3 separate regions of the Mus musculus genome follow, and all the other regions are linked to region 1. The links are chromatin loops, found by intact Hi-C in ENCODE. Cell type or tissue: gastrocnemius. All regions are shown on one strand. Each heading gives the region's core, and the rest is flanking DNA. Links, peaks and the distances in the headings are about the cores only. Region 1 overlaps Gm36574 (a long non-coding RNA gene). Region 2 overlaps Hivep3 (human immunodeficiency virus type I enhancer binding protein 3). Region 3 overlaps Gm36574 (a long non-coding RNA gene).

Region 1 (8,369 bases), core at 193-8,192:
CAACTGGCTCCCCTCCCATTGGTGGAAACCCAGACAGAAGCAGGGCCTCACTTCCTCTGGACCCAGTTTCTTTACAGAGTGAGAATTCATGAAGGACAAGGGTGCTGTCCTCAGAACAGTGTTACCTGTTAGCCTGTGGGTTATGTATAGGGCCGGGGGAGGCTGCATTGAGGCAGTTGGGTTGCCTGGAAAGGGTGGGCCAGCTCTCTCATCCCTTCTTTCTGGGTGTGGAGGTGCTCACAGCCTGGATAGAGCAGGCAGGGAATGAGGGCACAGTCCTGCTTGGCATGTCCTCCACACTTAACTCTGTGGACTTACTTCCTTGTCTCCTAGCTGGGAGACAGATATAGTACTCTACCTCCAGGGTAGTCACGGAGGAATCAATGATACAGACTGGCAGGCAGATAGGTTCCTACAAATATTCACCTCTCCTTGTCCTGCTTTCTTTTCCTGCCCATGGAAGTGATTGCCCAGATTTTGCTAGAGACTGGTTAGACCAGGGGCTCCATGTCTCTAATCCCCAGGTTAGTAATTTACCCACTCTGTATAATCTAAAGAAAAGATCTTGTGACCAAAAAAAAGTGTATATGTGCAAGTTTCTATCTGTTCCTCCATTATTATATGGCACAGGGATGAGCATCTACCATTTAAATCTTTTCTAACATTTCACACCAAGGCTTCCCAGAAACACATCCTGTAGTCAAAGCTGCGTGATCCCACACTGTACAAAGGCCAGGGCACACCATGGGAGCGTGTGCTGGCAGAGGGTGGAGGTAACTCTATAGTTAGTGGTCTTTTTAATTTTTATCTAAGAGAGGGAAGACTGGAGCAGGGCTGAAGCTGTAATTGGTAGAGCCCTGGAGACACCCCTTTTGCTCAGGGGAGGAGATGTTTGATCGTTTTAATAATCTTGACCAGTGTTCTGGTCCCTGTCAGTGCTCAGGCAGTTACAAGATGATATCGTTTGTCTCTATGTATTGTAATAATAACAATTTTATCTGTCTTGGTGTTCTGTGAACTCCTGAATATTCCCTAGGAGGATCCCGCAGCCTGGCCATGAGTGCTGGGCCAGCAAACCCTTGGCATGGCCACCTTTTCCTCCATATTCCCACGGCATCAGCTGAGGTCTTAGGCACAATCGCACACTTCACCACATCTCAGCCCCATGGTGACTCTGGGAAGACCTTTGTCTCTGTTTTATGGAGGAGTGGCTTTTCCAATTCATGCTGTTGCACAAATGACAGAGTCTGGCCAGGTCCGTGGTGGTGCACACGTTTAGTCCTAGCTCTCCAGAGGCAGGTGGATCTCTGTTGAGTCTAAGGCCAGGCCAGTTACATAGTAAAACCCTGTCTAAAAACAAACAAACAAACAAACAAACAAACAAACAAACCAGTGTCAGGGGACATGTCAATAGAAAGTCCAGGAACACCCTAAGTCTTCCTTCTTGGTCCGGAAGTGCTGTTGCTGTTGACTGGTCTGGCACACCCTGTCCAGGCTCTGACTCGCAGCCATGTTCATCAGCACAGTTCTGTGGAGTTTGAGAGGGTGATGGTCTTGAGCTGCAGGCTTTCTAGTGACTCCCCAGTGTGCCTGAGAACAGGTGGCTCTCTTCCCTTACACCTCCGTTTCTTGCCTTCCATCCTTCCCCTCCCTTCTTTTCTTTCCTCTTCTGTTTCTCCCCAGCCCTGCCCCCAGTACAGGATGGAATTTCGAGTCTCCGACTTGCTGGGAAAATGCTACACCTTGGAGCTATGCCCCCAACCCCTCAGTTTCTTCTTCTAATGCCCTCAGAGCTCCTCACTCGGGACACCTGAGAAGAAGTACTTGGGTGGATGAGGAAGTGTGGTGTGTGGACGAATGGCTGTCTGGTAGGTGGAAATGGCTGTCTCGGGACTGTGCTGCCTTTTCTGTTTTCCCAGCTTTTCCCCCACTAGGGTTCTGGGTACCCGGAGGTCTCCTGGCCTGGTTGCCCAGCAGTAGCAGTAGCTGACATACTACACTTCCCAGTAGTGGAGTCCCATCATCTCAGCCTTATATCTTGCCATTCTGCCCTTGGGTGATGGCCAGTTTCAGCCACTGCTCCCAGCTGCTTCCTCCAGTGGCTCCATCTCTGCCTGCCCAAGTGCCTGAGGCAGGGGTCCCTCAAGACCATGCCTCGAGAGGAGCTTGAGGCACACCTTAGAAATGATCTGGTCCAGGCTGGAGAGAGAGTTCAGCCATTAAAGGCTAGACTCACAACCAAAATATAAGAAATGATATGGCTCAACTGTCTCAGGCCCAGAGAGGGGATACAATTTCTCTACAGTTACACAGCAGCTTAACCTGAGACACAAGCAGCAACAAGGTCTCCTAGTGGCTAGCTCTTCTTCCCTCATCTGGCAAGCCTAGATTTGTGTAAAGCCTGTGATTTCTGGTACATTTGATGGGTTAATTCTGTACACATTTATTGAGCAGGTTTTTGTGCTTTGTTTTGGAGGCAACAAGAAGAAGAAAGCCCTGTCTGTGTTTAGAGGACAGTTATCAAGTAGAGGTGAAAAGCAGATACTAATGACATCACATTTGTATCTAAGTAAACCTAGCAAAGTAGACAAAACACTGCCAGAAGATGGTCTGGGAGAAAGGACCTGCTAAGGAATGGGGTGGGGAGTGTCAAGATGTCTGAAGTATGAGTTCACCATGCAATCTCAGATGTCATGACCATGGAGGTATGGGTCAGAAGAACACTATCATCATGTCACCTACCAAGCAAAGAAAATTTTAGAGTAGAGCCCAAATCTCCAAGTATGTAAAGGCAATGTTGGGCAGTCATGAAGATGGACTCACGGCTGTTGTTTTTCATTTTTCATCTTGTATTATCTGTGGTCGTAGTGCTTTGAGACAGGGACTCCCAGTGGCCTGAGCTTGCCAAGTGGGCTAGGCTAGCTGGTGGCAGCTCCAGAGCTCCATCCACCTATCTCCAGCTCCCTAGATCGGGTATTACAAACACATGCCATCACACGGGCTCTTGTTTATCTTGGTTCTGGGGATAGAGCTTAGGTCATTATGGTTTCAAGATAGGTACTTTGTCTATTAAATTATCTCCCTAGCCTGATACCTGTCATTTGTGATCCAGGAGGAGCCAGTATCTTGTCCCTTTGCTAATTCACACTGCATTTGTTAACTTAGTTATATGGAAACCTACTTAGGACCTGGCACACAATAAGGGTCTTTGTGAGTACTGGCTAGTGTAGTCCCAGCTTCACAAACTGGACCTCACAGTAATAGCCCAGTTTAGGATTTAAGTTTCCACATAGCAAAGGTATCATAAACGATGAAACTTAGGGTAGAACAATGCTCTTTGGGGATCGCTTTGTCTTAAGAATGTCAAATTTTATTGACATTGTAAATCCTGGTGATCTTATGAGGAATGTGCATGTCAAACAGATGACTTCAACAGCTGCTTTGTCTGCAGCTCTGTGTGCAATAGTGGTGCAGATTTACCTTGCAGGAATTAACACAGCCCTGCCTGTAGTGAGCCAGGCTTTCACGTGGTCAGTCTCGGTGGCTTAACAAAAGGAATTAAGTAGCATGCAGGCCCAATGTATTTTTTTTAAATGAACACAAATTACCATCTATTAGGAACTAAACAGTTTGCAGAGGTTCTTTCAGATGAAGACTTTCACGTTCTTATTTTTGAAGAGAGGAAAATGTATGCCAAGATGAATAACTTGCCCATGGTGGCACATCTATGAAATAACAAAGACTGGTTTATCCTGCCAGTATCTTTGGAGGTCACAACCACATGTTTATGGTAACCTTTGAGACCATCTGACCCGGTCCTTTTTTCCTGGTGACGTTGAATACCACTGAGGGTCACTAAGATTACTCGCCAGTTCTAATGAGACAATGTGACCCTGGGTGTGGGTCTCCTGACCCTGCTTAGTGACCTCTTTGCTTCCTTATTTTAAAAGAGCCTAATACATAGACCCACTGCGCATCTCAATGCCTAGTTTGTGATAGATGCAATTGTGGGGAAAAGAGCAGTCTTGGACTTGGGCCAGAGAGATGGCTCACGGGGTAAAAGGGTAAAGGCACTTACCAATGAGCCTGGCAATCCGAGTTCAATTCCCAGAGCCCACAAGATAGCGGAGAACTGATATCTGCAAGTTGTCCTTTGGCCTCCATATTGTGTGCTGTACATAAGCACATGTGCACACACATGCCACAGACACAATAATAATAATAATAATGATAATAATAATTTTTTTAGATACTTGGACTTGTAGAAAGAGGTTCTAAAACCAAATCTTACTTCAATTGCTCACCTAGTAGCTTTAGTAACCTTAAATGAATGTTACTTCCTGGTTTCAGCTTCCATTTTCCAGATAAGGAATAAGGGCACATTGCATCTTAAGGACTGAATTAGAATGGTTGCACCAGAAGGGGCATGAATGCTGAAGACACGGGTCCCTGCCTTCTGCCCTCTGCTCTCAGGATGCACAGCAAGGCTGGCACACAGCGGGAGCTGGAGGGCAACAGGGAGCAGGCTTTGTTGACAGGCCAGACAGTGACTGTTAGGACAGCTAATGTGTCTTTGGCTCCATCTAGCTGAGTGCTCTTCTTAAGGCCATTTCAGGAGCAAGCAATTCTCCCCAGAAAGGCTGGCCTGCAGAAACAAATGATGAACAATAGGTGGCGGTAGAGACCTTTCAGGAAGAGGAGAGACCAGGAACCTGGCGAAATCTGTAGCCAGAGGTTTCACTCTTTTGCTTCTAAGAAGGGAGGGTCTCTGGGGACCGTGAGTCAGGCCATTCTGCTTCTGGGAAGGGGGAGGCACACTTTTGGCAGACGAAGTATTCACAGCCACCCTCTCAGACCTAGCTTTGTATCACACTGAGTGGAAGAAGTTAAATCATTTCCCAACGGGATATAGTTGAGAGTTGGCTCCAACCAAGGCCACTGCTTCCAAATCCCACACTCATCCCAGAGAGTTCATGCCTTCCAGCCAGTGACTCACTCTTGCAACACAGCCTCGTGCTCTCAGCAGTGGGGAGCTCTGTAGTGTTTGAGGATAATGTGCAGTCTCTCTCCGTGGTGGCTGATTTCAAGCTTTCGTAGGACATCATGGAGCTCAGAGTTGAGAAGTCAGCGGTCACTGCTCAAGAGTCTGAGTGGCTCAGCACAGGGCATCCACATGAAGAATGAGGAAGTGTGGCCTTGAACGGCTTCACCAGGCAAAGTGTAGACTTACTTTTCTTTTTCTCATTCATCCTTGAGTATGCATTTCAAATCCCCCTTTAATCCTGCAAAAGTCTTAGTCTTTGCCGCTTTAATTTTGCTTCTCTGGCAATCCCTCCGTTCCGGAACCCCTCTATAGCACTTTCCAACCTGCATCCCTGAGCTGCTAGGGCCATACAATGCTACTTGCTTCCCAGTACCTAACCTCACTTTCCTTAGCAAATAAAATCTATCCTTTAATTAGGTGCATGGCCTCTTAGAATAAAGCCACACTCTCAGTAGTTCTAGACTGAATGCAACCAGGAGCCTTGGAGAAACATCTTTAATGCAAATGAGTGTGTTGGCCCTTGGCCTGTTTCTTTCTATTTGAAAGATGTGTGAGTTGGCTGGAGTAGGGGCAGCACTGGAAGACTTTATGCAGTTGTCTTAGTCCTACACTACATAAGGCTGGACCACTCTGGAAGGAAGTTGCATCTTGGTTAAGCTATGGTTCTTTTCTATTTATCTCCATTCCAGTTTCCAAAAGCAAACTCTGAAACAAGGATTTGCATGCAAGCAGTTTACTGAAGGGATGGACCCAAGAAACACAGCTAAAAAGTCCCATGAGACAGGAAGGAAAGACTAACAAAAGATTAGGCCATGAGCAAGTTATTGCTGGATACAACTGACTCTTATCCTGACAAGACAAGGCTATGAACTGTCTTAAGGTTTTTATGGAGCTGTGACTAGACACCATGACCACAGCAACTCTTATAGAGGAAAACATTTAACTGGGGCTGGCTTACAGGTTCAGAGATATAGTCCATTATCATCATGGCAGGAAACATGGCAACGTGCAGGCATTCATGGTGCTGGAAAAGTAGCTGAGAGTTCTATAGTTGGATCAGCAGCCAGCAGGTGGACAGCGTGACCACTGGGCCTGGCTTGAGCACTTGAAACCTGAAAGCCCACCCTCAGTGACACTCTCTGACAATGCCACACCCACTCCAACAATGCCACATCTCCTAATCCTTTCAAATAATGTCAATCCCTATGAGCCTTTGGGGGCCATTTTCATTCAAACCATTAAAAGGACCCAGTGCCAGATGGAACCTAACTATCCCACCAGTTCAAAGGAAACCAAAGCATTTAGCCAAGAGCTGATGCCTTCTGCTGTTCCAGCAGCTTTTCTGGGGCTACCTGCTTTCCCCTTTATAAACTGAGCACGGCTTTGTGGTCAGAGATGCTGTCCTAAATGACTGCTTAGGTCACTCAGGGGAATGTAGGCTGTTCACTGACACTATGTACAAACCAACTTTCCCCAGAACATTATTTATTTCCTGTGTCCTATAATTTGACTCTTGCATCCTAAGTGAAATCTTCAATTCTTGCCTCCAAATACTTAATTCTGCCGTTTACCATATTCAATTGGATTTATTCTGTCTCCCGAGGTTATCTAAGTGGTATACATATATGTCCTATTTATCACTGTCAGTGTTTTCTAATGGTTTATGCTTGCTGTTTACACATCTTTAATTTATAATCTAATATTATTGCTATGAATGACTGCTATTACTGACTTTTTAGATTTAGTGCGTGCGTGTGTGTATGTGTGTGCTACATTGTACTTGTGGAGGTTAGAGAATAGTTTGTAGGAATTGATTCTCTCCTTCCACTATGTGAGCTTGGGGATCGAAGTCAGGTCATCAGGCTTGGCAGCGAGCCCCCAACACACTGCCACCGAGCCATCTCACAATCCCTATTCTTGGCTTTATTTTGAAGTTGTTTTCATATAACCCCATGACTTGCTTTTTGTCGGCAATGGAGTCATTCCTAAGACAGTGTTTTATTTCCCCCTTTGTTCTGGAACTTTCTTTTGCAGCTTTTCTGAGGTGGGATTAATGTCTTGTGGACTTCGGGTCCTTTTACACTATTTTGTGTCTATTCCAGTCTCTTCCAGAATCAGGTTTTAACCAGACAACTTTTGGGCAGAGAGTGAGGACTTTACACACCAGCTCCTGAACAGGGGTGAGCTTTGCACAGCTTTATGTGTGGCTGATGTAGCCTCACTGGCCCTAAGGGAGCAGAGGCCAGAGGGTCCCCTGCTACTAGGATTGTACCCTGGCTGTGTTCACTCCCTGTCTTTCTGGTCCACAGAGACGTTTGTCCTGTCTCTGAGCAGGGTGCTTCCTTCTCTCAGTCTGTCTTTCACACTGCTGCTCTAAGTTTGGTTCTGGGAGCAGAGATTGCAAACATGAATTTGCAATCCCATCTTGACCAGAAGTTTATGGACCCCTTAATCTGTAGAGGGAAGATGCCTGTGGCCAAGGGCAGGATTGTCCCAGGAACTGACATGCAGATTCAGGGAACAAAGGGTCCTTCTCCTCTCCCTATAAATCTCTGTTCTAGTACCTGAGAAGACAGGTCTGCAATGCATTTGAGCCTCCAGACTCCCAGGCTTGCTTTTCAATGTATCCCCGCTCTTCACCATGCTCCTACCTAGGGTCCTTACTTGCACTTCACCTCAAGGTCTCCCCTCGCTGGAGCTTTAGGTGGCCAGTTGCATTTTAAGAAGGGACTCTAGAGTAGGTTTCCATCTTTCAAATGTGCAGGAATGAAATGTAAGCGGCAGGCTGACAGAATGTGTGTGGGGTTGGTTGGCTGGGTTGGTTGGCTGGGTCAAAGCCATCACACCTGGCTGACTGGGAGAGCCTCCTGACAACAGGAGCTGTCCAACATGGGGTGGGCTGCTGTCACCAGGGGAACTCAAGCGGTGGACAGCTGACCTTCCTCGGAGCCTGGGGCTGGGAGAGGGAGGCTTGAAGCAAGAGTGAGGAGCAAAGGAAACAGCTCTATGGAGGCATGTGGTGCAGCGGGACAGGCCATCATGGATGCCACTGATGTTCCCAGAAGCCATGCAGCCCCAGGGCTGGCCGTGTTCCCCATGCTGATGGATTTCCAGAAGCAAGGCCTGAGAACTCCGGTACAGACTTCCCGTTGGGGAGACTTTTCATCTGTGAATAAGAGGGTTGCCCTCGAGCTTGGAGGTTCACAGAGTCTCTCCTATTGGAACTTGGAGATCAGGCACTGAAGGGTTTCCCCACTGCCAGTGTCCTCAGCCTCCCATCTTTGTGGACAGTCTTCACAGGTGGCTCTCCTGCCAGTATTTGTGT
Region 2 (8,369 bases), core at 271-8,270, 260 kb after region 1:
GAAGGCAACAGGAGCCTTGAGGGCTCGGCTCCCCCTGTCCTTAGCTGTTGCCCTGCCCACTGAGATTCAGAAGGAAGGACAAGAGGAAAGCCAACGTCTGCCTTGAGTTCTGTCTCTGCAGCCCCCGGTGACTCCTCCTCTAGTTAACTCAGAAGAGAAGCCAGGATCCTCACATCCAAACACAGGCAAAGTGTGAGAGGCAAAACCCACTGGGGTGCTCACCCCAGCTTCCTTGCAAGGTCCACCATCTTTCTCTGCAAGCAAGCTATAGGACCCCCCAACAAGGGAAGTGCCCCATTCAAGAACCTTGCATGTCCATCCCACCAGGGCCTCAAGACTATAGCAGGCCCAGGCCACCATCTCCTGCCATTGCTCTCTGAGATGCACGCTCTCAACAGCCAGTCCTTCCTCTCACAAATGACTGCCAGACCCTGTCCTAACTCTGTGGGATGTGGGGTAAGGCTGGAAGCTGAAGTGATAGACTCTCAGGATGGGGGTGGAGGTAGGTTGAAGCCGGACCCTATGCTGAACGCTGCAGAGAAGAGGGGTGGATCAGAGAACTCTGGGTGTGGTGAGGAGGAATAGGGAAAAGTGAACATGCAAGTGTGTCATGTGGCTCCAAGTGGAATGGATCCCCTAGTGCAAGAGTGACTGTGACAAGTGTGCATGCCAGAGGTCATCAGAGCCATGAAGACATGCAGAGGAAGGGGTGATGAGGTCTACAGAGAACCACAAAGTGTGGACTTAGAGGCTGCGGAATATGGGCAGGAGTTTGTGTGACTGTGGCAGCTGTGGGCATCACGGATCAGTCTGGAGCCACACTGCTCTGCCATGGCTACCAAGTGGGTGGGAGTTCAGGATGTGGGGGTTCAGGATGTGGGGGTACTCCAGTCCTTAGGCAGAGGGCTCTGTGCTGGGGCTCCCCCAGGGGGGGATCCCTGCCATGGGCAGGTGGTGCCCCAGCTAACTGTCTCTTACCTTTGGTTTTAAAAGCAAAGTGACAGTGCTTGCACACATAGGGCCGGACGTCAGTGTGGGTGCGGATGTGTTTCTTCAGCATGCTGGGCTTCTTGCAGCGAATTCCACATTCCTCACAAACATATCTCCCTCGGCCGCGGCCTCGCACATATATATACTCTTCGTTTGATTTGTACCTGTGAGCAACAGGTGTCATGTAAAGGAAAAAAAAAAAAAAAGGCGAGGAGGTAGGCAGAGTCCCACCTCAGAAGACTAGCTGCATCCAGCCAGGTGTGGACACTGGAGGAAGCGATGTGTTATAGCTACAGAGCTGAAAGGGACTCAGTTGCCCTGAGGAGCCACCAAAGACTCCTGCAGCCCAGTGTCAGATAGGAGGGATGGCGTCTTCCCTTTCCACAGAGCCACAGGAGATGATTTTTCACGGCAGGAAAGGAGAAGACACGAAAGTGGCAAATTCCCCGCTGGCTGCTGGCTGCCTTCCCACAGCCAGCTGCTGCCATGGCTCTGCCACAGAGAATAGCCACTGGAGGCCACCAGAGCCACCGAGAGAGAAAAACTTACAAAGTGATAGCTGCTGCCATTCATCAAGCCCTTCACTTGAAGTAAGTCACCATCGCCTCACAAGGAAGAGCTAAACAGGTTCAGAGAGGGTGAGACACTCACCGAAGAGCACCCAGTCAGAAAGGGCTGGACCAGAACCCGCACCTTCCCACGCCATGTTGTCTGTAGGGGTGCACTGTGTGAAGGATGTCTCTGTATATTCAGTTGTTGGTTGCTGTGCCCTCAGAGGTGAGTACTGGATGGATTTGGGTACTGTTATTCTTACAGATCATCCACCTGCCTCAGAATTCTGCAAACACTCTCCCTCCCTCACCTGTTGATTGGCTTAATAAAGATCAGGTGGCCAATAGCTAGGCAGAACTTTCACACCGAGAAAGGGTGTCTGGGAGATGAAATGAGTAGTGGGGATTTGACAGCAGGGCACGGAGGGGGTCGGTAGTGTACCGGGACTGAGGGTGAGGCAAAGAACTAGGGTGGGGTGGGCTAGGATTATAGGATTAAGTTAGATGAACTAGCTGTGAGGTAGTCCAAGCTAAAGGCCTAAGCTATAATACAAATAAATCAGTCTCTGGGTCATTATTTAACGGCTGGTGGGTCCACAAAGTCTTGATGTAGTCATCTCCCCCAAGGGTCAACAAAAGAAGGTGGCCGACCAGGAAGCCACCCGGACACGTGTAAGAGGGAGGAACAGGGGCCACCATTGCCTTCCTGGGTTCAGAACGCACCAGGGGCACTGAGCTCTCTTTGGTATCCCACACTGGAGGCGTTAAGAACAGCAGGAGAAGCAGTTCTGGTAGCTGTCTACCTCAGAAGCCATGGACCACCACAAGACAGATGGGGATGTGTCTCCCCATTGCCTCAGCAAAGACTGCTTGTTGTCTGTGCTCACTGGAGGGGCAGGTGGGTCGATGGCAGAGAGACAACAGCACTGAGTCTGCTCAGACTGAGAGGTGTGACCAGGATGGGCTCGAAGAGGGGCTCTCAGATAGGAGCTCCAGGTCGCAGTAGGGGGTTTATCTCATGCCTCATGCCTACACACCCACAAGTACACACTCCTCACAACCCAGACTTATACACTCACAACTCACACAAGCAATCATACACCCCTCGTGCCCACAGTCGTACACACCCCAACACCCATAGTCACCCTAACATCTGCCAACCCTACACCCCAAACATCCATAGTCACTCTAACATCCGCCAACCCTACACCCCAAACATTCATAGTCACCTTCATGCCGTTACAGTCAGCATCATACACCTCTTACCACAGATCACAATTCACACCCTCACACCAACAACCATACACCCCAAACACCCATAGCCACCCTCACATTCACACACAGTCACAAACTGCTTGCTCTCAGTCACACCCTCACACCAACAGTCACACACTGCCCACCCTGTCAGCCTCACACTCTCATACCTACAATCACACATTCTTCAAGCACACACCTCCACTATCACACTCTCACCCTACAGTTACACTCCAAGCCTGCCTATCTATCTATCTATCTATCTATCTATCTATCTATCTATCTATCTATCTAATCTACATCTTGTGTTCAAAAGAAAGACCTGCACACAATGGGGGGTGCACTCCCAGAATACCCTATGTACAAACACAGGAAGAAGTTTGCCTTCATCCTCACGTTTTCCTTGTGCCCTTGGGGTGCAGTCTTCAAGTTGAGGCCGGCACTCTTTCTCAGTAATAAGGTTGGTTTATGCTATAGGCTCTCTGTCACCTGCCACTAACCTCCAGTTGGCTGCGGGAGGTTCTGTTTGATGGGTCCATGAGACTCACTCCCTGACCACTCTTCCGTGCTACACTGCTGCTCCTCACACAGTCCCTCAGCTGTTCTGGCCTCCACCTACATGGACTTTATCATGGCAACCGGAAGTGGGTCTAAGGCAGTCCATCTCGCTGATCTCCTCACTTCTTCCTCCACATCACAGTAAGGACAGAGAGGGTTTTTGCAGAGAGGTTGGCATCCTATGCCACCTGGTCATGTACTATAGAAGCTGGGCGCCATCTACTGGCCAGCACGTGGCTAGGCAGGGTCGGGAGGGTGGCCAGCAGGAGGAGGATTTTCAGCAAGGACAAAGGAAGAGGTGTGCTAAAAGGTATGGGAAGTTGGCAAGGAGAAGAAAGGAGACCACACAGGTCATGTGGACCATACGATCGGTCATTGGGCAGTTTAAAGACTCCAGACCTGATGGAAGATTGCATTGCAGATAAACAAAATCTCAACAAGAGGCAACTATCCACTTGCCTCTTGGGAACGGTTTAGATTGGGGAAGACTAGGGCAGGAAACACGAAGTATTCTGAGAGTAACTCTACATCCTCGGCAGCTGTCTGTATAGAGGAGGGGTCAGGATGAGGGAGAAACAGACATCTTAAGTTTCCACTGGCCTTGTTCTCGAGACCATTCACAGGCTGGGAATGAGGCAATGAGGGCACTCATTTTAACAACTGTGTGTAAGACATAGATAAGAAAGATACGCAGAAACATCTAGCACACAGCGGGGACCTATGGATGCAGAATTTTATAGGTTTGTGAAGAGTAGGGTGGCTGGGCAAGAGAATGGAAGGCTGCTCAGGGATGCTGTGGCAGATCCAGGGGAGAGGTGTGAAGGAAAAAAAATGCCCGTTTGACCTGCCACACACAGCAAGGGCAGAGCATCAAGGACCAAAGACAGGGCTGAGCTTTGAAAGCCCAGCAGAGATGGCTTAGAAAGGGGCAGGGCAGCAGAGTCACAGGTCATGGAGGGCCGGAAGATGGCCACTGAAGGCTCAGGGATTTTGAAGAGACAGCTCCAGTTGAACACAGGGCTCAACCCTATGACTTGCTTCAACTCTTTGAAGGCTGAGACCGTAACTTTATGGAACACCTTTCTGTCAGTGAGGGCTAGTCCTTCCTCTGCCTGAGGCCAGCACCCACCTTGTTTAAATCAGGCCCCTCCTACCAGTCAACCATGCTCACTGGAGCCTCCCCAGAGTCTAGCATTGTACCTGGTGCCCATCAAGAGCTCACTAAATGCTCACAGGTCAGAACAGTAGCCAGGGCTTTTATTCAAGTACGCTGGCATCAGGCTCTGCACTGATTTGCCCACCCCATGTGCCCTTACACACAAGTTTCACCTAATGCTGAGGGTGCCTCCAATATGCACAGCATGAATGAACATGCCCTTCCTCCCTTCCTTCCTCCTTCCTTCTTTCCTTCCAGATTTTAAAAAAGATTTATTTATTTATTTATTTATTTATTTATTATGTATACAGCATTCTACCTGCATGTATGCCTGCAGGCCAGAAGAGGGCACCAGATCTCATTACAGATGGTTGTGAGCCAGCATGTAGTTGCTGGGAATTGAACTCAGGACCTCTGAAAGAGCAGACAGTGCTCTTAACTTCTGAGCCATCTCTCCAGCCCAGAAGAGAAGCTCCTTCCAGTTTTTAAAATTAAATTCTAAGTTAGCATACAAAGTAATGAGCTTCAACACGACACACTTTTGTTTCATTCAATTTTGTTTCTCTAAACCCAGATACCCTGTCCCCCTGTACCTGCTCTGGCTGGTGCTTCTCAACAAACAGTTTCTCTTTCTGTTTTCTGCCTTATGTAGACTTACTATATAGCCCAAGCAAGCCTCAAACTTCCAGTCTTAACTGACTATGTTATAGGCATGTAACATAACTTTCTAATGAGAATGAATGTAAGCACAGAGTGGCGGCCAGAAGGTCTTGAGTCTCATCTCTGGATTTTACTAGAACTTGCTACCGTCGCCCCTCCATAGGACCAGTCCATCTTCAATCTTTGGGGATGCAAAGCACTTTATAGACTAAACATTATCCACCTTTCTGTCCAACCCCCAGTCCTTTTTGCCTCTGTACAGAAAGGGAAGCCAAGGCCCAAAGAGCTTAACTGACATGTCAAGACAGCCCAGTGCTGATCTTCTGAGCACCTGGCTGCCGTGCAGACTGCTGCCCACTCTTGGTGCTCAATGTAGTTTCCCAGTGACCTCGTGTGGTGGTTTGAATATGCTTGACCCAGGGAGTGGCACTATCAGGAAGTATGGCTTTGTTGGAGGAAGTGTGTCACAGTGAGTGTGGACTTTAAGACCCTCATTCTAGCTGCCTGGAAGCCAGTCTTCTCCTGTTTGCCTTCAGAACAAGATATTGAACTTTCAGCTCTTCCTACACCATGCCTGCCTGAGGGCTGCCATGTTCTGACCTTGATGATAATGGACTGAACCTCTAAATCTGTAAGTCAGCCCCAATTAAATGTTGTCCTTTATAAGAGTTGCTTTGGTCATGGTGTCTGTCCACAGCAGTAAAACCCAAACCTGGGATCTACTGTGCTGCAGACAGGGAAGAACAGAATTGTTGTCCACTCAGCCTTCCCTGAAACTGTAGCCTGAAATGAGACATCCAGGTGTTGGCAGCTGCAGAGAGTCAGGGCCGGAAAGCAGAGATGCAAGGGTAGCCTTGCTTGGAGCTGGCCACCTCTTCACTGCTGGATGCTTTCTCTCACAGGCCTGACACACAGGCTTCCCTGTGTTGTCAGGCTTGGTGTAGATGACCCATGACTCCGGGGACCCATGTATCTTCTCAAAACCCTGCTGTCCACCTGTCCCCTGCAGTCCCTACTAGCCAGAGTGTCAGCTAGTCTGGTGTTTCCATTAAAGAAAAAGACAACTCTAGGAATTTGGAATGTATTAGCTGCAGGGAATCTTAAGACCAGGTACCCTGACTGAGATTTAGAGCCAGGCAGTAGGGGTTCAGCAGAGCAGCCCCAGCAGCCCCAGCAGCCCCAGCAGCCCCAGCAGCCCCAGCAGCCCCAGCAGCCCCAGTTCTGGAGCTCCCACGTCCTGTGGGGATAGGAAGTAGCTCTTTGTCTTTTGGTCTGGGTTTGGGTGGTGTGTGTGTGTGTGTGTGTGTGTGTGTGTGTGTGCCCGAGCGCGCTTGCATGTGTTTATACACACAGCTGCCAAGCATGCCTTGGGCAACTATTTTTGAATTCCACTGTAGCTCTGAGCCTGGAGACTCCAAAGCAAAGAAAGCCTCTCAGGCAGGCCAGCCCTAGTCAGGACTTCAGTCCTCTAGTCAAAGTGGCAATGAGGCTAGCATCATGCTCAGAGCTCCTAGGCAGCTGTGAATGGAGATGTCTGACAGGGAGCCAGCTCTGACTTTGGTGCTATGGCATATGACACACTGAATCTTAGACTGATTTGAGTTCCCATCCTGCATTCGGCTGATGACACTGAACTTCTTGTCTGGACAGTCAGTGCGTTTGACCCCTTGGTTTGTAGCTCTAGACTCTCTGGAATTGTTAATAAGACCTGAAACTTTTGCTAAGTTGACAGGTGTTTGGCACAGATTACACCAGAGGAGGTGACTATCCTTCTGCAGGTTCCAGAAGAGGGGTACAGTGGGGGTGAGATGACTGAGAGGATGAGGTGACCTTAGGCTCTGCATATGAGAAAGATGCAGGTATCATAAGCCACTGTAAGGCATTGAGCTTCCTACCACAAACCCATGCTCCGCATTGCACAAGCCAGGTAGCCCTGTAGGGAGGAATTGTGACTATGAGCCTAACGGCTGCAGGCAGATAAGCTTGTCCAGACCATCAAAGCATTGTCAAGTGGATGTGCATTTTCTTACATAGCCTACATTTGTTCCTAAGACCAAATGGAGGGTGGGCTGTGCTCAAATGCTGAAGAGGTAGAGGGGGTACCTATGGGGGATGTGTGTATGGAGGACTATAAGAAATGGAAGGCAGGGCACACAGCCTCTCTGAAGGGTCAGAGAATGCTGCCATCCAGCTAAAGGTGGCATGAAATTGCTGTATTTTGCAGGTTTCCTGAGAAAAACCACAAATCCAGAAGGGGGAAAAACAACAACTAAAAATATCAGTGAACTCATATAGCTTTTACTGGGTGCCAACTGCTATTTTGAAAAGCTCACATGTTACCTCATTCAGATCACATGACAGTGGATGAGCTATGGGCCCCACCCATCCTGCTCTCACTGAGGGTACAGTTATAGAGCACCGAGTACCTGCCCAAGTTCACACTGTCAGTTAATGGATTCAGAACTTGAACCCAGGTCACTTGCCTACACAGTCAGGATCTTAAAGCCTGTGTTATTATGCCCTAAAAACAAACAAAATGAAACTGTATAAGTCAAATAACTCAAGGAGACAGAGACCCAACCTAGAGTGGTTAAGTACTTGTAGGCACATCTAACCTTTCAAGTTCATGACTTTTCTCGATACTGAGCTATGCCATTATCTTGAATAAGGGGATGGATGCCGTGACCTCTAGGTTACCCTCTGAGGCAGAGATGCTACAAAGCCTACTTTGTACTTGTCCTGTTGATGGCTCCACACACCGTTCAGGTTTAACTGTAAAACTCTTGCTTCTCCTCCAACTTTGGATGTAGAAAGGCTTTTCAACTTCCTGACTGTATTATGATCTTTTGACAACTCTGGTAACAACGTGGGTACAATCACGCCGAGCGAGAAGATATGACCGGGAATGTTCACACTGGGTATCTCGGGAACTGAGAGAAGCCTTTGCCTGTGAAGTTCAGGGCCAGTGCTCAGCGGTCAGCATGCTTGGGGAGATGCAGCCACAGTGAACTGGTTAACCCCAGGGAAGCTCAAAAAAAAAAGGAATGATGTCTGTCGGGGAGGAGCAGGTGCCAGGTGGCACTGCCTGCTGGGCTGTGTGTCTGTTAGAAATACTCAGTTGCCAACACAGACCTTGATGAAGCTTTAAATGATGGGCCTTGGGGAGGGGGCGGCTGAGCTGTGAGGCCAGCAGGGTGTTT
Region 3 (8,369 bases), core at 201-8,200, 58 kb after region 1:
ATTCTGCCTTTGGTCTGGACTCCCCCCAGGTCTGCCTGGAGCACCCCCACCCACCCACCCACAGCTACCATCAAAGATTCACCTGCAGTATGGGTCTTCTTCCGGCTCCTAGAACCCATTCTGCCCAACCCTGGGCTGGGAGACTTCGAGAACTCAATCCTGCCCCTTAGGTGCTTGGCTCCAGGGCTGTAGCTCTCTATGCTAGGATTACCTTGTCCTCACCAGGTCAGGCCTCACCCTAGATCCTATCTGACACCATATTTCAATGCACTCCCCGTTTATTCATTCAGCAAATATTTATTCCACATTGTCATCAACCAGTTCTCAATCTTCCTCTTGCTTGAGCTGTCATTCCCTTACACAGATAAATGCCTCTTCTTTCCCACACATGCAGCACATGGCTTGGCTCTTCCCTTCTGACCTCCCCTTCCCAGCCTTGTCTTACGAATGCCGTAATCAGTGCTTAGGGCTCAGTCCATCTCTCTCTGCCTAGCCTACTTCCCCAGAGATCAGTGCCAATCTCTTGGCTTTAGGATTATCTGTTTGCTGATGACTTTTAAGTCTCAAGTGGACTTTTTCAGCACAGACCTTGCCCTGAACTCCACACTGGTAGATTTTGTGCTTCCTCAACGTTTTCAATGTTAACTCTTGGTTATCCAGCCAAACCCAGTCTACCCAAACCTGATCTGTGGGGGCGGCTCCATAAACAGCGAGCCTTCTGTTGGAGACAAGTCGTGGAACAGTTTATTCACTATAATACAGCACAATGGTTTAAGGAGTAAGGATGAACTGTCTGTGCCAAGACATCCTGTGGGGCAGCTTTTATAGGGAGTTTGTTATGTGGGTGGCTTGGAGGCAAAAATGACTTAATAGGTGTTTTAATGTCATGGTACAAATGGTAGCTGGATCTTGTGGTTAGTGCTTTCTGGTACAGTAGTGGTCTTGTCCAGAGGTAATAATGACCTTACTCTAAGGTCATATATCTCAGCGTAGCCATTGGCCAAAGCTGAGTCCACATTTTCCAATTGCTCAGTCCAAAGGCTTGTCCTTGTCTCTCAACACCTCAAACTTAGTCCAAGCTGGGGTCACTGAAGTGGCCTCAAGCAAGTCTGGTTGTTTCTGCCCCCACTTCCCACCAGCTGAAGAGTGTAGTAGGCTCTGGCTGCCCTCCCAGTTCTTACCCACCTTCTTCTGACATATCAGCTGTAGACTGGTGGCCTTGACCCATCTTTGTTCCTCTGTCTATCGTGGGTCATCCCTGATTCCTTGTTCCCATGAGCCTGGCTCCTGTTCCCACTGTATCCAGCCTTCTGGTGATATCATCTGAAAAGAGACACAGCAACTCTTCTGTCCCTGCTTGTCCCACCTCTTTTGTCTGCTCTCTGTCCCTGTAGGCCTAACATTTTTGTTTCCATACTTAGCAAGTTGCGGGCAAAGAAAACCAAGTTTAAATCCCAGCCTTTGGCTAGTACCTTTTGGGCCCAAGGGCCTCCTTAAAGCCCAGAGGCCTAGGGCTAGGATGCTGAGGGGGTGGGGCATTTCTTTTGTGTTAGGTCCTTACATTCCTATTCCCTTTAATTTTCACAGGAGCTGTGAATAGTTAGTTACTCCTTCCTGTAGGAGAGAGGAAGAGAATTCATGTGATCCCAGATGCACAGCAGGTCCCATCTGGCCCCACACTCCTGTATCTTCTACATTATCGGTCCTTGGAGATCACCGCCTTCCTTCTCATCCATCCACTTACAAGAACGAGGTGAGAAGTGTCTTCTCCAAGGCCGCACAGCATGACCCAAAGATTTCCCAGGCCTTCAGGCTCGGCTGGCCCTCAGTAGACCCAGAGGCAGGAGGAGCACAGCCCCTCGAAGCTGATCCTTTTATCACATGGCTCAAGTCCTGGAATCCAGGCTGAGACCTGCAGCTCTCAACATGGCAAGCAATAGCATCTCCCTTCCTGGGGAGGGGAAGGCAGCTGTGGCGGTTGTGGCGGGCGGAGAGAAATTTCCTCTTTCTGTAGATTGGATCAGTCACTCTCAGAATTGATGGCAACGGCTTCATCACGAAGATCTAATGCTTTAATTATGTTGTGACATGACCTGACATGGGGGTGGCATTTGATGGATTCTCTGGTGTCATCAGCATGGCCCTGACATAGGAAAGTGGCAGGAGGCAGAGGGAGGAGGGAGAAGAAGGGCTCTTGGAGGGAAATGGGTCTTCCCAGGGACCCCTCCTTCTTTTCCAGCTCTCTGTCTTCCCAGGGAAGTTCATGCAGTATGGAAGAGGGGTCCAGGAGAGGAGGGGCAGCTGCTACGGCAGAAAGTAAATGTGCACTTCCACGATGACTGTGCATATGTGCACAAATGTGTACAAGAACCTGGATATATGGAAGTGTGTCCAAGCAGGTGACAAGATTCAGACCCAGAGATGACAGCGAGAACTGCATGGCTGTCTGCCTTCAAGGAGGGAAAGGGAGGTAGGTAAGGGTATGACGGAGCACCTAGCTGGTCAGCATGTCCTGGGGCTGTCTAGCAGATGCAGTCACACAGTCTAGAGGACAAAGCTGAAACCAACACAGAATGTCCAGGGAGGCAGGCTTTACTTAGCAGAGCAAAGGGTGCCCTGCCAAAGCATGAGGAACTCTGAGAGGCCATAAGCATTCTGTCCCAAGAGAGGATGCTGGCATTTCTGTAGAGAACTTTCTTCTTTCTGGTTCCCTGACCAGTTATATCAGAAGCTAGGACCCGAACTATCCATGGTGAGTAGGTTGTTCTCCCCTTCTCTCTCCGTCACTACATAGTTGCCCGCTCAGAGTCCTGGGGTGCCCTGGACGTGGCAGGAAAGAGAAGAAATCTGCTTCCATTAGCCTAAGCTCTTCGCCTTGATTCTGCACGCACATCCCCTCCTCTCCTTGCTCTCCCCATTCTGTCCTCTTCCTTTCAGATTAAGCTCTTCCTTGCAGGCCTGTAGGCTATAGAGGGCAGGACTCCTGGGCTAGCTGAGTAACTGCAGGCTTGATGGGGGAGGAAGCAGAGATACCTGTTGGCACCCACCCACACATCCTCAGGCCAGGAGCTGGGTCAGTCCTTTCTCAGACTGTATCTTAAGTATCCCCATGACCACCTGTAACCAGGCTGTTATCTCCATTTTGCAGCCGAAGACAGTGAGGCTCAGTGACGCAAAGCTTCAAGCCCAAGGCTACATGTCAGGAAAGGAGGGAATTAGATTTGACTTAGCAAAGGTTTGTGCGGACGGAAGCTCCAGACCCAGACAGGGATGCCAGACACACCGTGTACCCAGAGCCATCTCTGATTGTGTCCACCCTCGTTTTGCCAGTGGGGCTTGTCTCTGCAGCTCTTGGTAGAGGAAGAGTACCAGAAAAGATATTCAGAGAGAGGGGTCTGGCCTGCTGCCTCCATCCTTAATGAAAGTTATATGGGGTTTAGGTCTAATAAATAAGTGGCTCGGGGAATGGAGAGAAAGCTTAGGTATTAAGAGCACTTACTACTCTTTACAGGACCTGGGTTCAGCTCCTAGCACCCAAAGTCAGGTGGTTCACAACTGCCTATAGCTATAGCTTCAGTTCCAGAGGATCCAATGCTTTCTGGTTTCTGCAGCCACCTGCATGTAGGTGGTGCACATAAATTCACAAAGGCACAAAGACATACACATTTTTAAAAAAATAAATAAATATGTATCTGGAGAGTCTCTGAAGCTCTATCCGAAGTGATCCCTATTCCACTCCACTCACCGCACTGCATAGAAGGGGAAATCACGGTCCACAGAGAATAGATGGGTCCATGTTAGTATTACATCTCTGGACTCTGAACTCCTGCATCAAGGCACTGCTATGGCTGTGCCCAGGGGCTGGCACTGGTAGTTACAGTGATAAAAGGCTTCTGGAGCCTTGAGATTCCTCTTGAAAGCTGAGTTAAGGGAGGGCCAGCCAGAAGAGGCTCTGAAAGCCTGGAGGGGATTTTTCACAGCCTGAAGAAATCACCACAGTATATTCTTAGTCCTAAACCCTTGTAGCCCCAGCCTCAGCAAAGGATACAGAAGGCAGATTGGCCAGACTTGCAGTAGTTCTTGGCCTGGGCTATGTCTCAGTGGTATCAAGGCAGGTGAGGGTAGGCCTGCCTGAGCTTCTCTAAAGGTTGTATGTTCCAATAAGGAACCAGAACAAAATGGGAGAATTAGAAAAAATCTCAGGGGTATGATGCAACTGTGATGAGTAGCTGGCCACACACAGAAGCTGGTGCGAATGTAAGTGGCTGGGCACCCCTTATCTTGGTTGGGGTGGTCAGGCTTCCAGTTCTCTCAACAGTGAGGACATGAGAGTCTGCACAGTTGAGGGATGTATAACAAGAGCTGGCACAAAGAGAGGCATCTGTTTCCCAAGCAGAGTCCGTGTCTAGATGCAACCAAGGACAAATATGACTGTGGCGTACTCCTCTGGGCAGTTACCACCCAGGGCTCTGTTGTGATTAACTATAACTAATGTAACCATGTCTGGACAAACCTGGCTCAGTTTGTATGACCATGGGTATAGATGGTCTGACATGGGCTTTAGAGTTAGGTTGTTAATGACTTTCGTGGCAGGTATGGCCATGGTCCTAAGCATAACTCCTTGTCCCAATGTGGTACATTTGCGTTGAATTGCGTGGTCCCTTTTAAATCGATCGCTGGGACTCTGTAACAGGTTCCCCTATCACAAGGGGGCGCTGTGCATCTTCCTAAACCATTACCTTCAGCTGGTGTCCCATGGGTGGGCCAAGTATGCTTCCATCTGGCACCAAGACCCCCTAGTCCAGGCCCAGATGCTTCTACTGCTAGGTTCTTGAGAAGTTCCAGGTTTCTTTTCAGATTTTTCCTTTTCTGGAAGAACACAAATGATGAAGTTGACATCCTACCTAGTAAGAAAGTCCCATAGAAGGGGTCCAGAGAGACTCAACTGTCAAGTGGCCTCCTCTGACACATGGAGAAAATGAAGATCAGATGGAAAATAACCTGTGCAGATCCAAGCCCAGGATCAAGCAGATTGCTCCAGATAGACGCAGTTCTCAGGTTCAAGTTCAAGTTCAAGACCCCGCAGGTCTTGAAGGGCCACCCATTTGACCATGGGTATCAGTAGCACATGGGTTTTGGGTCCTGGCTCCTTATCCAATGTGTGATTCTGAGTTGCTTCCATCCTCATCTGGGCTTTTTCCCCCCATGAGGCTGTGTGTGCTCGACAGCTGACTTAGTGCTGCTGGGTATCAAGCAGAGTCCATCGAGGAGAAGTGGTAAACTTGAGGTCAATGGTAAGGTGAGTGTGCTCCACTCCGGTCACTGCCCCACCCCCACCCAGCCTGTAGGTGCCAACACTTTACTGTTACATCTTGCAGTTCTTCCTGGACAGGTTTTCCATTTTCCAAAGTGACCTGTCTACCATACCCACGTGAGGCAGGCCTCATGCCAGAGACTGTCCATCCCAAGGAGGAGCCCACTTCAAGGTGAGAAAACTGTAGCTTGCTAGAGTTGTGACACAACAGCTCTGAGCCTTCCCTGACTGAGTGAGAGGCACTGGGCTGGACACTCACAGCGGTGAACTGGGGGTGACTAGGCCAGCCTCCAGAGTATCTCCCCAAAGAGTACAGAGACTTGCTTGGGATCTGCCAGCCTGATTTAGACAGCAATTTGCATACAATTTACCCAGAAAGCTGCACTGTGAAAAATATAATTACTTTTTTAATATTCTCACTCTGATGTGAATGCTTACCGCCCGTAATGAATTACTTGCTTAATGAAGATAAACCTGAATTGGAGATGCACTTCGGAGGGCTGCTGGGGCAGCCAGTTTGATGCCATCATTTGCAGCTGTTAATCTCTGAAATTGATGCCCTTGTTGGTGGATCATAAATTGAGGGGAAAATCTGAGCGCCAGCTCTTCCAGCTACTTTGCTGTGCAGCAGGGGCTAAGCTACCGAGTCTCTCTGAGCTTCAGTTTCTTCATCTATGGTAAGGTTATCAGTATTGGAGCAAGTTGCATCCTTAGAAATGTGGGGATGAAGCTATGACAATACCATGACCAAAAGCAACTTGGGGAGGAAAGGGTTTATTTCAGATTAGAGTTCTCAGGTCATACTGCATCGCTGAGAGAAGTCAGGTAGGGCGCTCAAGGCAGGAACCTGGAGGCAAGAAGTGATGCAGAGGCCATGGAGTGGTGCTGCTTGGTCCCTGTGGTTTGCTCAGCCTGCTTTCTTAGAGGACCACCAGGTCAGGGGTGACACTGCCCAGGGAGAGCTGGGTCCTCCCACATCAATCATCCATCAAAAAAATCCAGTACAGGCCAATCTGGTGGTGGCATTTTCTCAGTAGATGGTCCCTCTTCCCAAATGACTCCAGTTTGTGTCAAGGTGATGTAAAACTCACCACCACAGATGTTTAGGAAGTGAGATTTAGTTGAAGGGATTGGATTCTTCAAAGGTACACCCTTGGGATTGTGTTTGCCCCCAGTCTCTTCCTCTCTGGCTCTGTTTGCTGGATGCTGTTAGATAAGAAGTCTTCTTTGCTACACACTGCCTGACCAAAGGCCCATAGCCTACAACTGGTGGACCATCGGAGCCCTCTGGAACTCTAAGCCCAAACCTGCCTCTCTCCTCTTGTTTTCCTTTTTTGTTTTTGTCACAATAAGGAACAACTGACTGACACAGTAACAATGTGCTATCAGCTTTTTATGAATCGGTAGAGACTTGATTTGATAACTGTTTTATTAAATAGCATCACACTTTTTTTTTTCATGAGTGATTTTGACTGGTAGCCTTCTTTCTTAGTGATGTCATCAGCGTTTTCACGGGAAGTATGCTCAACTTTCCTGCTGAGAAGTGGTGGCTAATTGTCTTCCCTTACTGGTTTGCTTGGCCAACAGCAAGCAAAGCTAGTTACAAGAAACTTTGTAGCTTCTTCCAGGCCTCTAGGGATTTAGACTCAACTGTGATGGAGATCTAACTACCCAGAGATCACCATGGTGCTCAGAGGAGGCCTACGGAGAAGGGAGAGGATACAGAGTCAGAACCTTTGACTGTCACATACCCCACAATTTGAGGCACACCAGCTGAGGCTGTAGAACTCCGATGGGCCTTCTCCACTGTCCAAATCCCTGACCCCAGCCTAGTGACAGACAGGAAGAGAAGTCTGCTTTAACTCACAACCTTCAGGGACAGTTCACTGTGCAAATATGAGCAGCAGCAGGTTTGTGCCGGCCTCAGAAACAGAGTGGGTGAGAGTCCTTCCTCTGTAGTTCCTGCATTTGGAGAAGATGGCTACTGTTTGGTCCTTAAGCATTTGATACAATTTAGCAGTGAAAGGACCCAGGTGGTGGGTTTCACATTATAAACTTAATTTCCATTTTTGAAGGGTAGAGAACGTTTTTGAGACATATATCTCAACTTGGCCTTGAGCTCTGAGGCTGGCCTTGAACTCCTCCTGATCCTCCAGCTTCCATCTCTAGAGTGTTGGCATTACTGGCATGAACCACCATATCTGGATAATTTCTAAAATATATATAGAAACATAAATACGTTGTTCTTTTTAAAAGCAGTTATTACATGTAGGTATGTATGTGTGTATATATACGTGTGTGTATACATGTATGTGTATGTACGTGTGTGTGCATGCATGTGTATGTATGAATGTGTGTGTGTGTGCATGTACACACATATACCATGGCTATAAAAGAAGCCAAAGGACACTTTCCATAAGTTTCTTTCCATCAGATGGGTCTTGGGGATCTAACGTTGGTTCTCAGGTCTGGGGAAAAACAAAACAAAACAAACCACCTTTGCTCATTAAATCATTTCAGCAGACTCGTATTTGCTTTTCCTTATGGAGTGATCTGTTTGGATTGGTTTAGTTTTGGTTTGTTTTTCAGAATCTCACTTTGTAGTCCAGGCTGGCCTAGAACTCATGACCCTCCTACTTCAGCCTTAGCATGCTCTTTGAAATGCCAATAAATCATCTCATTTTCATTCTGAGAACCCAATGACCTGGGAATAAAACGGAAGTCCCTCTCCAGCCTACAAAGTTCACTGTAATCTGGCACTGGCTTTTCTGGTCTCACTGATGCCTTGTTCTCGGTGTTTGCTGGATTGCCTCCTTCCTGTCACTCACATCTCAGTTCCTAGATCTGGCCCCTCCTAGGAATGTCTTCTTGACCAACATTAATGCTCTCTTGTCTGTCACTCTTTCATATCATCCATTTAAAATTTTATATCATGTATCACTTTCTGACATTATCTTTGGTTTTTTTTTTGTTTTGTTTTGTTTTGTTTTGTTTTGTTTTTGTTTTTGTTTTTGTTTTTGTCAATGTGTTTATCTCTAGGTGTTCTCCACAGAGC

The links. Hi-C counts contacts between places; a loop is a spot of excess contacts. Peaks named below come from ENCODE experiments on the same cell type or tissue, not always from the same donor. Only the 100,000 strongest peaks of a DNase experiment are listed, where the experiment ranks them.
Region 2: a loop joins it to region 1, with 4 times the contacts of the local background. A loop is called at or near these places in 11 of 42 quality-filtered maps.
Region 3: it touches region 1 in a loop (2.2-fold over the local background); 4 of 42 quality-filtered maps call a loop at or near these places.

Annotation. Positions count from the first base shown.
Region 1 is chr4:120,377,501-120,385,869 of GRCm38, reverse strand. The region is part of intron 3 of Gm36574 (a long non-coding RNA gene); the gene reads left to right. Among named protein-coding and RNA genes, the nearest start is that of Gm36574, 15 kb to the left of the region's middle. In gastrocnemius, for the core only: a CTCF peak has its summit at 4,661 (motif pointing right); a DNase peak (open chromatin) is centred at 4,637; H3K4me3 peaks cover 455 bases; H3K27ac peaks cover 746 bases.
Region 2 is chr4:120,115,657-120,124,025 of GRCm38, reverse strand. Hivep3 (human immunodeficiency virus type I enhancer binding protein 3) reads right to left here. Exons shown (of 9, transcript NM_010657.3): 6 at 979-1,154. Among named protein-coding and RNA genes, the nearest start is that of Edn2, 41 kb to the left of the region's middle. In gastrocnemius, for the core only: no CTCF peak of the experiment used is centred there; DNase peaks (open chromatin) are centred at 1,455 and 3,576.
Region 3 is chr4:120,319,771-120,328,139 of GRCm38, reverse strand. It overlaps Gm36574 (a long non-coding RNA gene), which reads left to right. Exons shown (of 9, transcript XR_868086.1): 7 at 1,588-5,486; 8 at 8,354-8,369. Among named protein-coding and RNA genes, the nearest start is that of Gm36499, 11 kb to the right of the region's middle. In gastrocnemius, for the core only: a CTCF peak has its summit at 4,709 (motif pointing right); a DNase peak (open chromatin) is centred at 4,733.